Regions from separate parts of the Homo sapiens genome. Here region 1 is linked to region 2. A link is a loop called in an ENCODE intact Hi-C map of the cell type or tissue named here. Cell type or tissue: Panc1. All regions are shown on one strand.

Region 1 (8,000 bases), 770 kb before region 2:
ATCTAAAGTATGTATTCCTTTATTGGAGTCATATTTTAATAGGAACATTGACAATCCAGAACAGATCTAGAGCAAGGCAAGCGAGACCAGGAAGTAAGTCAAACCATATCATGGGCAGAGTTAAAATATTTAGAATATTTAAGAATACACATGGCATTTATGAAACTTTTTTTGGTCTCTGAAAGAAGTGAGCTTGAGAACCCAGACCACTGATACCCAACTTCTGTTCTACCTGGATCGAATCTTGTCCTGCTCTATGTTCTTCCTACCTCCCAAAAAGACAATTACAGCAACAATATTTCACTCAGTATAGGTGCTAAAAGTATTCTTGACACTGCTGCTTACATGATTATATATTGTCATTAATTTCATTTTTATTGACAGTTCATGATGCAAAATGCTTCCTACTTAAAATAACAAACATCTCAATGCTGTATTTACACAATGATATGCTATGTATGCGCTGATGTATTATATGAATAAAAAATAACTGCAGGTATTCATAAATACCTGTTGAAGGCAGACTTAATGCAACAATATAGAATTAAAGACACTTCTTTTATTTTTCATTGTCTCACTCAGGACCTATTTCTTTGTAAAAATCAAATGTTCTCCCTTTTAAGTTTGAAAATACTGTGATTCTATAATTCCACAGGGAAAGAATGCATAATAAAAGTGTGGAGAGAAGAAAAAAGTTATTACTAGTTATATTAAAAACCTGTTTCAAGTGCGAAGATCTGTCTTGTTTCCTGCCCCACTGTGTGTGTATATATATAATTTATATATAACATGTAATTATATATTTATATTATATATTTATTATATGTAATATAATTATATATTTATCATATATAATTATATGTACATATATGATTTGAACAAAAAATCTTACAAATTTTCTTCTATGAAAAGTATATGTGTAAATGTGTATATATAATTTGAATAAAATAAAATACTTATAAATTTTTGTAAGCCTAAGAGACAATGAGAGAAAGATAATTTCCCTTTCTACCAAAAAGTCCATAATCAACAGCTAAATAGTTCCATTTTGATCAACTTGTAAGAAAAGTATGAAGCTAGTAATAATTTTATTATTTCTCCATTAAGTGAAAGTTAGGAGAGCAAGACTTCCAGCTCTAATTATGACAGATCTTCATTTAGCATGTTAAAGTTTTTGGATCCAATGAGATTGAAGAATGATTTCTCTAGAGTTTGTCCTGAAGGTTTATGCCAGAGCACCAGATTTTACCACTGTTGTATGCTTAGTGTGTTGAAAGGCACACGATGTTATCCCATGCCTATGTGACAAACACATAAAATGAACTTAAAAATTATTCAGTGTAATTCTCTTATTTTCTGGGGAACCTTTCCCCTACTCTGTGTATCTTTCTTTATCCCTGCTATTTGTTTAGGGCTTTGTTATTAGTTTTTTAAAGGCTTTTTTTTTTTTTTGAGACGGAGTCTCGCTCTGTCTCCCAGGCTGGAGTACAGTGGCGTGATCTCTGCTCACTGCAAGCTCCACCTCCCGGGTTCGTGCCATTCTCCTGCCTCAGCCTCCTGAGTAGCTGGGACTACAGGCGCCTGCCACCATGCCCGGCTAATTTTTTGTTATTTTTAGTAGAGACGGGGTTTCACCATGTTGGCCAGGATGGTCTCCATCTCTTGACCTCATGATCCTCCCACCTCAGCCTCCCAAAGTGCTGGGATTATAGGCGTGAGCCACTGTGCCTGGCCTTAAAGACTATTTTTAGAGCAGTTTTAGGCTCACAGAAAAATGGAGAAAAAGTTACAAAGATATCCCATATACTCCCTGAAACACACATGCATAGCCTCCACATTATCAGCATCTTCTGCATTAGTGGCACATTAGTTACAATGTATGACCCTGCACTGACATATCATTATCAACCAAAGTCAATAGTTTACAATAGGGTTCACTCTTGGTTTTTTACATTCTGCGAGTGTGGACAAATCTATAATGACATGTATCAGCCATTATAGTATCACACAGAGTAGCTTCACTGCCCTAAAAATTTTCTATTTTTCATGGATTCACCTGACTTTTCCCCTGGGATCCCTGGCCACCACTGATCTTTCTATTGTCCTCATAGTTTTGTAGAACTTCATTATTTTACTTATGAAAATACTTCTCCATATTATGTCAGGGTAGTCACCAATACTAAAAGTACTGATGGGAAAGATGTACCTTCAAGAAAAATTACAGAGGTGTCCTTACAATATCTTGTCTAATTATACAAGATCTATTATTGTTTTCTTTTAGGCTCACTCTTAGGATAGCCTAAAGAAATCGACAGAAATAATGAATATTCTTTTGAAGAAGTCATCATTCTTCAGATAAGGGTCATAAATAATAATCCGTTGCACATACGTGATACTTTATAATTTGAAAGACCATTTCACGAGCATTATCACATCATTTGTATTCTGATTCTTTTCATGGGGAGATGTTGACCTATTGAGATTTATAAAGAATAATTCAAAAAGAGTATTGGGGCCGGGCGCGGTGGCTCACGCCTGTAATCCCAGCACTTTGGGAGGCCGAGGTGGGCGGATCACGAGGTCAGGAGATGGAGACCATCCCGGCTAAAACGGTGAAACCCCGTCTCTACTAAAAATACAAAAAATTAGCCGGGCGCGGTGGCGGGCACCTGTAGTCCCAGCTACTCGGGAGGCTGAGGCAGGAGAATGGCGTGAACCCGGGAGGCGGAGTTTGCAGTGAGCCGAGATCCCGCCACTGCACTCCAGCCTGGGCGACAGAGCGAGACTCAGTCTCAAAAAAAAAAAAAAAAAAAAAAAAAGAGTATTGGGCTTACAGATTGTCAGATTTTAATTATCAATGTATAGTTGGTTTATATAAAAAGAATATTGTAGCTCTGTTAAATAATTCATTAAATTTTCTTCTAAAATGTGGATGCTTTAAAATATTTTCAATGAATTAATCATTTGCCCTTTAAAATAGTTTTTGAAACATAAGGAATTTTTGAAACATAAAACTTCATACTAGTTGCAATTTATAAAAGGTGTTTTTGTTTGTATGCTTGTTATGGGAAGATGTATTGTTATATAATAACTATAAAGCTTTGACCACTGTGTTTGATCCTAGAGAAGTTATATAAAAATGCAAAGTCTATGCAACATAATTTCAAAATAATTTTTTATATTTCTTATAACTTTAAAAAAACTTTTCCTTAGCTCTCATAAACTATGTGCCATACCTTAAGTGCTTCCATGCTTTTTTCAATTTGTCCTGATCCATTAAAAAGTGGACAATTCCACCTTGACCTTCTATGTTTCACATAGTCTCCCCCACCATCCCCCCTTGCTCCTGAGTGTCAAACACAAAAGTCCTTAAAACATCCTGCTCAAAGGAAAGAGGAAAGGGAGGGACTGGGTAGCCAAACCAGAATCCTCTTTGGTCGGTATATTAGTTTGCTAAGGCTGCCATAACAGAGTACCAGAGACGGAATGGTTTCAACAACAGAAATAAATTTTCTCGTGGTTATGGTGATCTTGGAAGTTCAAGGTCAAAGTGGCAGGGTTGGTTCCCCCTCAGACCTCTCTCTGTGGCTTCCAGATAGCTACTCTCTTGTTGCCTCTTCATGTGGCTGTTTTCTGTGCACACCATGCCTGGTGTTTCTGTGCATATCCAAATTTCCTCTTCTGATAAAGACACTAGTCAGCTTGGAAAGAGCCCACTCTAACAGCTCATTTCACTTCATCTAAAGGTCCTATTTCCAAGTACAGTCACATTCTGAAGTACCGGGAGGATAGGGCTTCAACAAAAAAATTTTGGGGTGAGAGAAGGCACAGTTTAGTTTGTAACAGACGGCAAAGAGAGGAGAGAGGTGCGTCAACTTTACATTTTTTAATCTAACATAAATGCATTCAGTCGCCAGCTAATTTCTGTTTGGAGAGGTCAAATTTCTCTGTTATTTTGGAACTGAGAAGCATGCCTATGTCACAGGAGAGGGTATGACTCCCTTAAAGATTATCTAATTAATATTGTCTTTCTCCATTGGATTCCTCCAAGTATGGGAAGTAAAGGAAGAAAGGAGAATAAATAAATCAAAGGAAATCAAAAAAGCCCCTTTTAGATGGCTTAAACAGGACTGGAGATACCATGAAACCGAGGCTGAGGAAGCCTACAAGCTGCGGCTGGCATGAAATGTCAAGTAGTTCTTTGACATTGATGTGCCGGAGTCCCAGGCAAGTTTCCCCTAAATCTGTGTTAGCACACTCATGTGTAGGGAGGGGAGCCTGGGTCACGTAACTCCAGCTAATTCTTAGACAGAGGAATGAAGATGAAGTGTTACCTGAACTTCAGACTTTTTCATAAGAAATTAGAGATTACATTTCTATGTGAAATGTTGTGAACTTGAAAAACCTCTTGGGATTGGATCAGGCATATTTGTGGATCATATCTAGGTGGTTACCCACGTTCTTTTCAAAGCACATTGCACCACATGGCTTTGTCTTCTAACAGACTTGTGAAATAAGTATGATGATTCAAGTTTTAAATGAGTCCAACGCTCATAGAAATGAAGGAACTTTCTGCTTTTCATTCAACTAATAAATGGCACAGGCAAAATTGAAACTCAGTGTCTTGCATCAAAGCCCAGAGTTTTCATTTGTCTTACTGTATTTCTCAGACAATGTATTGTCATCCAGGTATCACATGACACACTTAGTTGTTTCTAAAAACTTATTATCGAAGCTTATTTCTCAACTGTCCACTGCAGTTTTTGAAAGAAAAAATGAAATAGATATAAGAATCATGGGACCCATAACCCTCCCTTTCTTGGTCCCACCAACTGTAGCCTCTTGGAACCAAGTCACCACCCCGCCACCTAGTGGCGGCATTCTCTAATTGGAGGTTAAGTACCACCTCAGGAAAGCAACCTGAAAATGGAAACACAAAAACACGTGCGTAGTTTCAATCTGTAATCCCCATTAACCTGTAAAGAGGACAGAATAACATAATTTGAAATGTGCTGAGTTTTGTGGAGCAAAGAGTATGGAGGTCCTATGCTTAGAATTCCTGCCATTGGACAGTCTTTTAGTTCAAGCTGTCTCACTAGTACCTCTTTGAATTCTAGATTTCATTCTTAGAATCACATGATTATGAAATTATTAGAATATTATAAATTGATGTTGGATTAATAAAATAATACATTGATGAATAAATACATGAGGCCACTACTCTCCTTAGGAAACTTTCCTGGCTCTCTGTTTCACTGGAATGTCTCTGAAACTCCTGGGACTAGAATAGGAATGTCTCCACTTTCTAAACCTCACTTGTCTTTCCGTTCTCATTTCCTAATACATAGATCTGCTACTGTTTATTTCCGTGATATGGTAACCACAGTTGACCCCCCATGTCGAGGAAAACTTACTATTCTTTCTTCCTTTTCCCTTCCCTTCCTTTTTCTTTCCTTTCTTCACCTTCCTTCACTTTCTTTTCTTAGTTTTCTCTTTTTTCTTTTTTCTTTCCATCTGTTCTATTTATTTCTCTCTCTCCTTTCGTTTATCTCTCTTCATTTGCTTCCAAGTTCCTACACATTCTTCAAGGGTCAATCCAAAGCAGCCTCTTCAGGAAGCTCTCCTTGGTCCTGATTCTTATTCAAGAAGGAAGCATTATCACTTAATCTTATACCTCACAGTATGGCAAATTCTTTGACTGCAAAAACTGTTTATTAATCTCTTTATCATTAACCAGTTAGAACATGGACAGGATTTAAGTGTTAGCTAAAAGACTACATGAATTACATAATTATTTTAGTGTCTATCGTGTAATTAAATAGCAAATGCTGTTTGGTCAACTTCACATTAACCTTCTCTTTCTACCTGGACTGGCTCATTTATAGCTGTTTTACATTAAAAATATATGTGGAAGTTGAGAATGCAGGCAAAAATATGCTTATGGTTTTACTGACCTGTTTATGATAAATTATAAGATATACTATATAAATTTTGCCTTTGCTCAAAAAAAGACTATATATGTCAGAAACTAAAACTCGTCGACTCTAGCATAATATCTCCTTCACATATTGTTCTGCTCTCCCACACAGTAGTTTTAAATACAGCTTTTCAAAATTGAATGCTAGAAATTTGCATGCTGATTCTATTAGGGAAAATGGTCAGATTCTATTCATGTTGAATACAAGCTAAACTGATGAGATGCTGTGACCCCTCTGCTACTTGGCTTCAAGTTAAGAGAACAGAAACAGTAGTGAGGTTGGCTTCCTTTTATAAAATGATGAAATTCCAATTAGAAGAATTCCAAGCTTCCTTTCAGCTTCATCTGTACTAATACAGATTTCTACTAAGGAGAAGAGAATTAAAAATGCCAAGCTGCAAAATATCTGAAAAGAGCAGACTATGTTTGAGTGTGTTGGTACATTTCAGGGGGAACCAAAATCAAATACTAACTGCTTATCAACAATTGAACCTCAAACTTCAAAACTGAAGTTTAGGCAGATAAAAGAATTTAAGGTCAAGAGGAGACATGACTCATACTAAACAATAGATTTTTCAGTTGTTCTTGAAACTGCCAACGCAGTTCTTTATTTTATTTTTTTGCAAGAGCATGAAAATCAAAACAGGAAATGAATCAAAATTATTCTCCTTTCAAATAAAGTAGCAGTATACACACACACACGCACACACAAATGTAAGAGAAAATGAACTGATGGTTTTTGTAGTTGATGATCTGAAGAAGAAATTGTTTATTCATTCGATATTCCTGAAAAATAACTTTAATAGAATGAGTCTATAGAAAGGAAGTAGATAGCCTTCTTTCTAGTAGGCTTACTATGTGCACAACCACATATATAAGAATAAATCATGTACATGTCACTAAGTATTTATCAAACAGCATTTGTCTAAGGCTTTATGCAAGATGGTGGCACCACGTAGTCATGAACTGAACAGGAACCCTGACATTTTAGAATGTATCAAAACAATGGATTTACTCTTAAGTGATTCACATGTAATTCTCAAAGTATTAACATCAGAAAAGAAGTATTCGCATTTTCCTTATACTCTCCAGGTCCCAGAATACCATCTGTTTGCTTTGGTTCATACATGTTAATGACATTTATCAAGTTAACATATATTTGAATTTCTACACAATTGGTTCTCAGTTCAAGAAAAAAAAATAGTATCTCTTACACTCAACATAAAATCACTATCTTTTGTAAACTAACATAGAATGTGAAGAGGAGGTTGAATCATACCTGTGTTTATTCTCTCATATTATAGGCTTCTTGAGATTGTATGCTTCAGTTTATATTTTTTTAATGTTTTTTCTCTCTCTTTCACCAATGAGTGAATATTTTCTGAAAAATTAAATGGTTATTTTTTAGGCTACTGATCCATTAATTATTCGCTGTAACTTTTTTTTTTTTTTTAGACGGAGCCTCGCTCTGTCGCCCAGGCTGAAGTGCAGTGGTGCGATCTTGGCTCATTGCCACCTCCGCCTCCTGGGTTCAAGCATTTCTCTGCCTCAGCCTCCCGAGTAGCTGGGATTACAGGCACCCACCACCATGCCTGGCTAATTTTTGTATTTTTAGTAGAGATGGGGTTTCACCATGTTGTCCAGGCTGGTCTTGAACTCCTGACTCCGTGATCCACCAGCCTAGGCCTCCCACAGTACTGGCATTACAGGCGTGAGCCACCACGCCTGGCCTATTAGCTATAACTTTTACCTTTCAATTAAAAAAAAAATTCATGAAAAAAAAAGAAAATGTAAACAGTTGAGTTAAGTTCTGAATTTTGTTAGCTATGTTGATTTGTAGAAAGTCTACTGCTGGAAGCTATCTGTAATAGGCTTCATAAGCCGTTACAAGGGCTATTTCATCAAACTACTCCCGACATGGAACAGGCTAGACTCCTCCATTCATTAGCTCATTTACAAACAGTTATGGAGGAGCTACTGGGTGTCAGATGCCAGCTACTGTGCAAGTATCTTATTTCAGTGA
Region 2 (8,000 bases):
CAGTCTTGCTTTGTCCACAAGTGAGGCTATTATATATAATAAACTCAGAGCATCTTTGCAGTTTGAATATGCTCTGGCTTTTATCAATAAACCTATCTGGGTTTTTTCCTTACCTTTGATTATGCAGCTATCATTTATTGACTATTTTCCTTGAAAAGGGCACTGTAAAATGTTGAAGTATGGTATATTATTATTCCCATTTTAAAGATAGAGAAGCTAAGTTTCAGAGCCCATACATAATTTTCCCAAACCACACAGCTGGCAAGTCAAGGACGTAATTCTAAATCCAAATCTGTCTAAAGCTCTTAAACCACATGGTGCATGGACTGAAAACATTTAAAATTTATTATCTTGAAAGGATTCTCATTTTGTCCTAGCAGCATTGCCAAATCCTATGCCTATAAATTTACACAAATTCCTGATTACCCAAGGATTAACTTGGAGATCAGCATCATGAAATTGTTGCCCTTCCCCGATCTGTTTTCTTTGATATTAATACAAGCTTCCATGATAATTCCTCTTTTCATGTCCTGGGACTCACTGCCCATAAAAATGATACTTCCAACAGCGTAGGATTATGGGTCTTTGTGTTCTCAACCATAGTTGCCTCTCTTTGCACTCCACTTCAGTTATTTACTATATGGGCTCAAGACCTATACCATATCTAAAATATTTTCTTTCTGACTATAACAATTCATCCTTTACACTAATCCCCTTATTTCATGACCCGTGAACTCTGATCTTGTGGTGATCTGATGGAAAACTTTTCCCTACTCTCCAAGAATGTTACTTCTTGCCCCCCTGGCCTCACCCAAAGATCTCATAGTGCTTTACCTTAACCTCTTTCTCTCCTCTGGCTCTAGGCCTCCCTGTTACACATGCCCATCTGAACCCCAACAATGCATCACTCTCAACCATTCACCTCTTCTGCTTCTACATATGGGTTGCCGATGTGGCTGCTGAAACCAAGCAACCATGAAGATTGATGCCACAATAAATGAGCACAGTCCAATCACAGCTGTTTTCTCAATCTACAGTGCTCAGCAATTCCTAGTCAGTCCCCTCTATCATTTAGCTCAGCTCTTCTTCTAAACTGTCACCATTCTCCACAAGCTTCTAAATCTCACTGTTCTATTGTAGAACATAACTTGTCGTCATATTTCACGTTCCTCAAACTTCCTTGCCTCCTCGTTCTCAACACAGGAAATTCCCTTCTACTACACAGAAGGAAAAAAAGAAATCAAAAATAGAAATTCCATTCACTTTCTACTAGCACATCCTATGTGCATCTGCATTCTCTTTTCCCTCATCTTCATATTATATATGACCTATGTATACTCTAATATGATGCACAGGCATACCACTGAGAGATTGCAGATTGAGTTCCAGACCACTGCAATAAAACAAATATCACAAATATTCCGGTTTCCCAGTGCACATAAAAGTTGTGTTTACACTCTAACATAGTTTAAGTGTGCAATAGCATTATACCTTAATTTAAAAATATTTTATTGCTAAAAACTGCTAAAGATCCTTCAGACCATTGCAAACTTTTTGCAGATGGATGGTCTTGCCTTGATGTTGATGGCTGCTGACAGATCAGGGTGGTGGTTGCTAAAAGGTTGGGGTGGCTGTGGCAATTTCTTAAAATTAGACAACAATGAAATTTGCTGCATCAACTGACTTATTTTCATGAAAGATTTCTCTGTAGCATGGGATGTTATTTGATAGAGTTTCATCCACAATATAACTTTAAAAATTGGAGTCAGTGCTCTCAAACCATGCTGTTGCTTTACCTGCTAAGTTTATATAATGTTTTAAATATTTTGTTTTCATTTTAACAATGTTCACAGCATCTTCACCAGGAGTAGATTCCATCTTAAGAAACCACTTTCTTTGCTCATCCAGAAGAAGCAACTTCTTATCCACTCAAGTTTGATCATCAGATTGCAACAATTAAGTCACGTATTCAGGCACCATCCCAATTATTGTTATCTTGCTATTTCAATCACATTTGCATTTATTTTCTCCACAGGAGTCTTGAACCTCTCCAAGTCATTCATGAGGATTAGAATCAACTTCTTCTGAATTCCTGTTAATGTTGATATTTTAACCTCTTCCCATGAATCATGAATGCTTTTAATGGCATCGCAAATGTTGAATCCCTTCCAGAAGTTTTTCAATTTACTTTGCCCAGATCCAACAGAGGAATGACAATCTATGGCAGCTATGGCCTCACAATGTGAAATTTTTAAATAATCAGACTTGAAAGTTCAAATTATTCCTTGGTCTACGGGCTGTAGAATGGATGTTATGTTAGCAGGCATGAAAACAACATTAATATCCTTGTATATCTCTATCAAAGCTCTAGGGTGACTAGGTGCATCATCAATGAGCAATAATATTTTAAAAGGAATTTTTTTTTCTGAGCAGTTGGTCTCAACAGTGGGCTTAAAATATTCAGCAAACCATGCTGTAAGTAGATGTGCTGTCATCCACGTTACATTTTTCCATTCATAGAGCACAGATAGAGTAAATTAAGCAGAAGTCTTAAGGATTCTCAGACTTTTGGAAGGGTGAGCACTGACTTCAACTGAAAATCACCAGCTGCATTAGCTTCTAAAAAGAGAGTCAGCCTGTCCTTTGAAGCTTTAAGCCAGGCATTAACTTCACTCTAGCTTTGACAGCCCTAGATGACATCTTCTTCCAATACAAGGCTGATTCATCCACATTGAAAACCTGTTGTTTGGTATAGCCACCTTCATCGATCATCTTTGCTAGATCTTCTGGACAATTTGCTACAGCTTCTACATCAGCACTTGCTGCTTCATCTTGTGCTTTTATGGAGGTGGCTTCTTTCCTCAAACTTCATGAACCAACCTCTGCTAGCTTCAAACTTTCCTTCTGCAGCTTTCTCACCTCTCTCATAGTTCAAAGAATTGAAGAGCATTAGGGCCTTCTTCTAGAGTAGGCTTGGCTAAAGGAGACTTGTGGCTGGTTTCATCTTCTATCCAGAGAACTGAAACTTTCTCCATATAAGCAATAAGGCTCTTTCACTTTATCACTCGTGTATTCACTGGAGTAGCACTTTTAATTTCCTTCAAAACCTTTACATTCACAACTTGGCTGGTTGGTGCAAGAAGCCTAGCTTTCAGCCTGTCTCAACTTTTGACATATGTTCCTCACTGAACTTCAATCATTTCTAGCATTAGATTGAAAGTGTGAGGTGCACAACTCTACCTTTCACTTGGACACTTGGAGGCCACTGTAGGGTTATTAAATAGCCTCATTTCAATATTGTTGTATCTCAGGGAATACTGAGGCCCGAGGTGAGGGAGAGAAATAGGGGAATGGCTATTGGTAGAGCCGTCAGAACACAAACAGTATTTATCTACTAAATTAACCATCTTATTTGGGCATAGTTTATGATGCCCCAAAACAATTACAATAGTAACATAAGGATCACTGATTGCAAATCACCATAACAGATATAACAATAATGAAGTTTGAAATACTGTTAGGAAAATGGTGGTGAGATTTGCTCAATGCAGGGTTTCCACAAACCTTCAATTTATAAAAAAAAAACACAGTATCTTTGAAACACAATGAGATATGTCTATAAAAGGCCAGTTTCTTATATATGCACATATAGGTGTATATTAGGCAAGTTTCTCATATATGTAAGGGCAATTTCTTATATATACACATTTAGGTCTGTGTTTTATATATAAAACATATATGAATATATGTCTCTGGCTCCTCTATCAGGAATTTTATTGTCAATAATGCACTTTCTATTATTTTTCTTTCTTTTTTTTTTTTTTTTTTGAGGCAGAGTCTGGCTCTGTAACCCAGGCTGGAGTGCAGTGACATGACCACGGTTCACTGCAGCGTTGACCTCCCAGGCTCAAGTGATCCTCCCGCCTCAGCCAGCCGAGTACCTGGGACTGCAGACACGCACCACCACGACTGGCTACTTTTTGCAATAATGCACTTTCTTTTCTATTTTCTTCAAACTCTTCTCTTAAAGTCTACTTGTCAATATTCTCAGATTTTCTACAATTAGCATCTACTAGTAGTATCTTTGAAACACAATGAGATATGTTTACTCATTGATAAAGTACTGCTTTTGTAAAGGTAGGATTTTTTTTTTTTCTAACTGAATTGGTGCCTTGGTTTTCACATTCAGCCAATCCAGTAGATAGTCTCAGTCTGGGAGTGCTTCAAGGTTAATACTGTCTTGCCATCTCCAGGTGCCCTCTGCTGGCACAATGAGAGTACAACATGTAAAGAAACAGTTCAGTCTGGTGAAGGTGAGACACCACTTCACACTTACCAATTACTGGGAAGTTTATAAAATGCCATCACTTTGGGAGGCCGAGGCGGGCGGATTATCTGAGGTCAGGAGTTTGTGACCAGGCTGGCCAACATGCTGAAACCCCATCTCTACTAAAACTACACACGCGCACACACACACACACACACACACACACACACATTAGCCAGGTGTGGTGGCGCATGCCTGTAATCCCAGTTACTCAGTAGGCTGAGGCAGGAGAATCGCTGGAACCTGCAGTGAGCCGAGATCTCGTCATTGCATTCAAGCCTGGGCGACAAGAGCGAAACTCCGTCTCAAAAAAAAAAAAAAAAAAACTTTCACTTCCATAACTGTATAACACTAGTTAACATGTTTAAATGTTGTTCATTTGAGCTGACATAGATAACAAGTGGACTGTCCAATATGGTAGTCACTAGTCGCCTGTGACTCATGAGCACTTGAAAAGTTCCTAGTTCAAATTGAAAGGCCGATAAATATACACCACATTTGAAGCGTTTTAGTGGCAAAAACAAAAGTAAAATATATAATAATGTATTGATTACATGCTAAGATAATATTTTAGATGTATTAAATAAAATTTTCGCAACTCATAATTTTCTACCTTTTAAAATATGGTTACTAGAGAATTGTAAATCACATATATGTCTTGCACTGTATTTGTACTTTACAATATGCTACAGATAGTACATTCTAAAGTGATAGTATCAGGCAGAAATTTCAAAGTAGGTGATAAAAAATGATTAGATGACACCTGAAATTCTCATGTAGATTGACGGTATAAAATCACTGGAAAATAAAAATCTGAGAAAGATTTTATCAATTTTTTTTGTGTTTTGAGACGGAGTCTTGCACTGTCACCTGGGCTGGAGTGCAGTGGCGCTATCTTGGCTCACTGCAATCTCGGCCTCCTGGTTCAAGCGATTCTTCTGCCTCAGCCTCCCGAGTAGCTGGGACTACAGGTGCCTGCCACCACGCCTGGCTAATTTGGTGTATTTTTAGTAGAGACAGGGTTTCACCATGTTGGCCAGGCTGATCTCAAACTCCTGACCTCAGGTGAGCCACCCGCCTCGGCCTCCCAAAGTGCTAGGATTAGAGGCGTGAGCCACCCGTGCCCAGCCGATTTCATCAATTTTTGGATCAATTTTGGAGAATCACTGATGTGTTCAGTGCCGAAAACCACCATCTGTCCTCAGAGTGGGGAGAGGGTAGGAAGTGCCTACGCCTTAATTCAGGCTTATTGAGGGGCATCAACCGGACCACTGTGAGAGCCTGCCAAGAGGCCAGTCACATGGCCTGTGGGAGCAAAATACGGGGGCTGCGACTAGGGGAGTAATATGGTTTGGATCTGCATTCCCACTCAAATCTCATATTGAATTGTATTCCTCAGTGTTGGAGGGGGGGCCCGGTGGGAGGTGACTAGATCTTGGGGGTGGATTTGTCATGAATGGTTTAGTACCGTACTGTTGGTACTGTCCTGGCAATAGTGAGTGATTCTCCCCAGATCTGGTCGTTGAAAAGTGTGTGACACTTCCCCTCTCGCTCTCTTGCTCTTGCTTTCACCACGTGATGTGGCTTCTTCCTCTTTGCCTTCCTACATGATTATAAACTTCCTGAGGCCTCCCCAGAAGCAGCTGTCACCATGTTTCCTGCACAGCCCATAGAACCATGAGCCAATTAATCCTCTGTTTTTTTGTTTTTGTTTTGAGACGGAGTCTCACTCTGTCACCCAGGCTGGAGTGCAGTGGTGCCATCTCAGCTCACTGCAACCTCCCTGTCCCAGGTTCAAGCGATTCTCCTGCCTCAACCTCCCAAGTAGTTGGGACTATAGGCAGGCGCCACCATGCCTGGCTAATTTTTTGTATTTTTAGTAGAAATGGGCTAGGCTGGCTAGGCTGGTCTCAAACTCCTGACCTCAGGTGATCTGTCTGCCTCGGCCTCCCAAAGTGCTGGAATTACAGGTGTGAGCCACTGCCACCAGACTAAACCTCTCTGTTCTTTATAAATTACCCGGTCTGAGGTATCTCTTTATAACAATGTGAGAATGGCCTAATACAGGGAGTAACTGCATTTTCAAACTTTGTCAGCATGCAGAATGCTTCTTCCTCCAGGACAGGTGTGGGCTTTTTGTGTTCTTTACAGCTATGTGTGTGGTTTAGCTTCTCAAAGAGGGCCACCTAGAGGGTAATAGGATGACAGTAGGTAGGAATTAGAGATGGACCATTGAATGCTGAGTGGAAAAGATTCTGGGAATTCAAAATGAATGATCCCCAGTGATGGGGGAGGAGAGGAGAGGGTACATATAGACATGCCATTTGACACTCATAGACAGACATGCCATTTGACACTCACAGTCCTGGTGAGGCTGTCCCTTTTCTCCATCCCCTTCCTTAGCAAAAACTACAAAGAAAAATAAGGGACCTTCTTTGCAAATCTCTGAACCCAAACATGTCTGCAAACATAAACTATTAATAACTGATAGGTTAAAAACACTAGCTATTTTTAGATGATCTCCTCTGATCCTGATTTTGCCCTTGACCCCTCCTAATACTCATTAATTGATTCATCAGATCTTGAGTAAGGCTCTGCTCAGTAAATTGGAATTCCAAGAACGTCAGAGTTGGAGAAGGCCTGAGGAGTCCTCTTTTCTTTCCATCCACAGAGTTATCCATGATTTTTGAGCTCTATGTGTCAGGCACTACAGTAGGCAACAGGGACAAGAGGTTGTATTCGGTGAGAAATCAAAATCTCCAGTGTAGCCCCATGCTACCTTGGGGAAATTCTCACACTAAAAAGATTTTGTTTGTATCTACTCACAGAACTATAAAACAGCCTGTGTGTTTGGAGAAAGTGAGTTTGGAATGGTTGGAGCACAATATGGGAGATAACTTGCAACTTCCTGAGCAGCCCAATCTAGATAAGCTTTGACTGTTACAAAAGTTCATTTGTCCAGTTTTTCAAAATATTCCAGGTGAGGAGAAGTTACTTTTACAAAATGTTTCTATTTTTCTCCAGTAATATTCTTTTATTTTTATTTATTGTTATTATTATTTTTGAGATGGAGCTTGACTCTTGTCACCCCGGCTGGAGTGCAATGGTGCGATGTCAGCTCACTGCAACCTCTGCCTCCCGGGTTCAAGTGATTCTTCTGCCTCAGCCTCCCAAGTAGCTGGGATTACAAGCATGCACCACCACTCCCAGCAAAATTTTTTTTTGTTTGTTTGAGACAGAGTCTCGCTCTGTTGCCCAGGCTGAAGTGCAGTGGTGCGATCTCGGCTCACTGTAAGCTCCGCCTCCTGGGTTCACGACATTCTCTTGCCTCAGCCTCCTGAGTACCTGGGACTACAGGTGCCTGCCACTACACCCCGGTAATTTTTTGTATTTTTAGTAGAGACGGGGTTTCACCGAGTTAGCCAGGATGGTCTCGATCTCCCTCGTGATCCACCCACCTCGGCCTCCCAAGGTGCTGGGATTACAGGCGTGAGCCACCGCGCTTGGCAATTTTTTATATTTTTAGTAGAGACGAGGTTTCACCATGTTGGCCAGGCTGGTCTCGAACTCCTGACCTCAAGTGATCTGTTGGCCTCTGCCTCCCAAAGTGCTGTGATTACAGGCATAAGCCACTGCTCCTGGCCGTAATATTCTTCATTAAAGATTACCTTTT

Evidence for each region. Peaks named below come from ENCODE experiments on the same cell type or tissue, not always from the same donor. Only the 100,000 strongest peaks of a DNase experiment are listed, where the experiment ranks them.
Region 1: it touches region 2 in a loop (2.5-fold over the local background); 9 of 110 quality-filtered maps call a loop at or near these places.

What each region holds. Positions count from the first base shown.
Region 1 is chr3:192,185,288-192,193,287 of GRCh38, reverse strand. The region is part of intron 4 of FGF12 (fibroblast growth factor 12); the gene reads left to right. Among named protein-coding and RNA genes, the nearest start is that of FGF12-AS1, 49 kb to the left of the region's middle. RefSeq lists a silencer at 4,798-4,857 and an enhancer at 6,749-7,259. In Panc1, CTCF peaks have their summits at 4,670 and 4,878 (motif pointing left); a DNase peak (open chromatin) is centred at 4,887.
Region 2 is chr3:191,413,446-191,421,445 of GRCh38, reverse strand. No RefSeq gene overlaps it. Among named protein-coding and RNA genes, the nearest start is that of PYDC2-AS1, 8.1 kb to the left of the region's middle. In Panc1, CTCF peaks have their summits at 4,053 and 4,264 (motif pointing left); a DNase peak (open chromatin) is centred at 4,275; H3K27ac peaks cover 1,589 bases.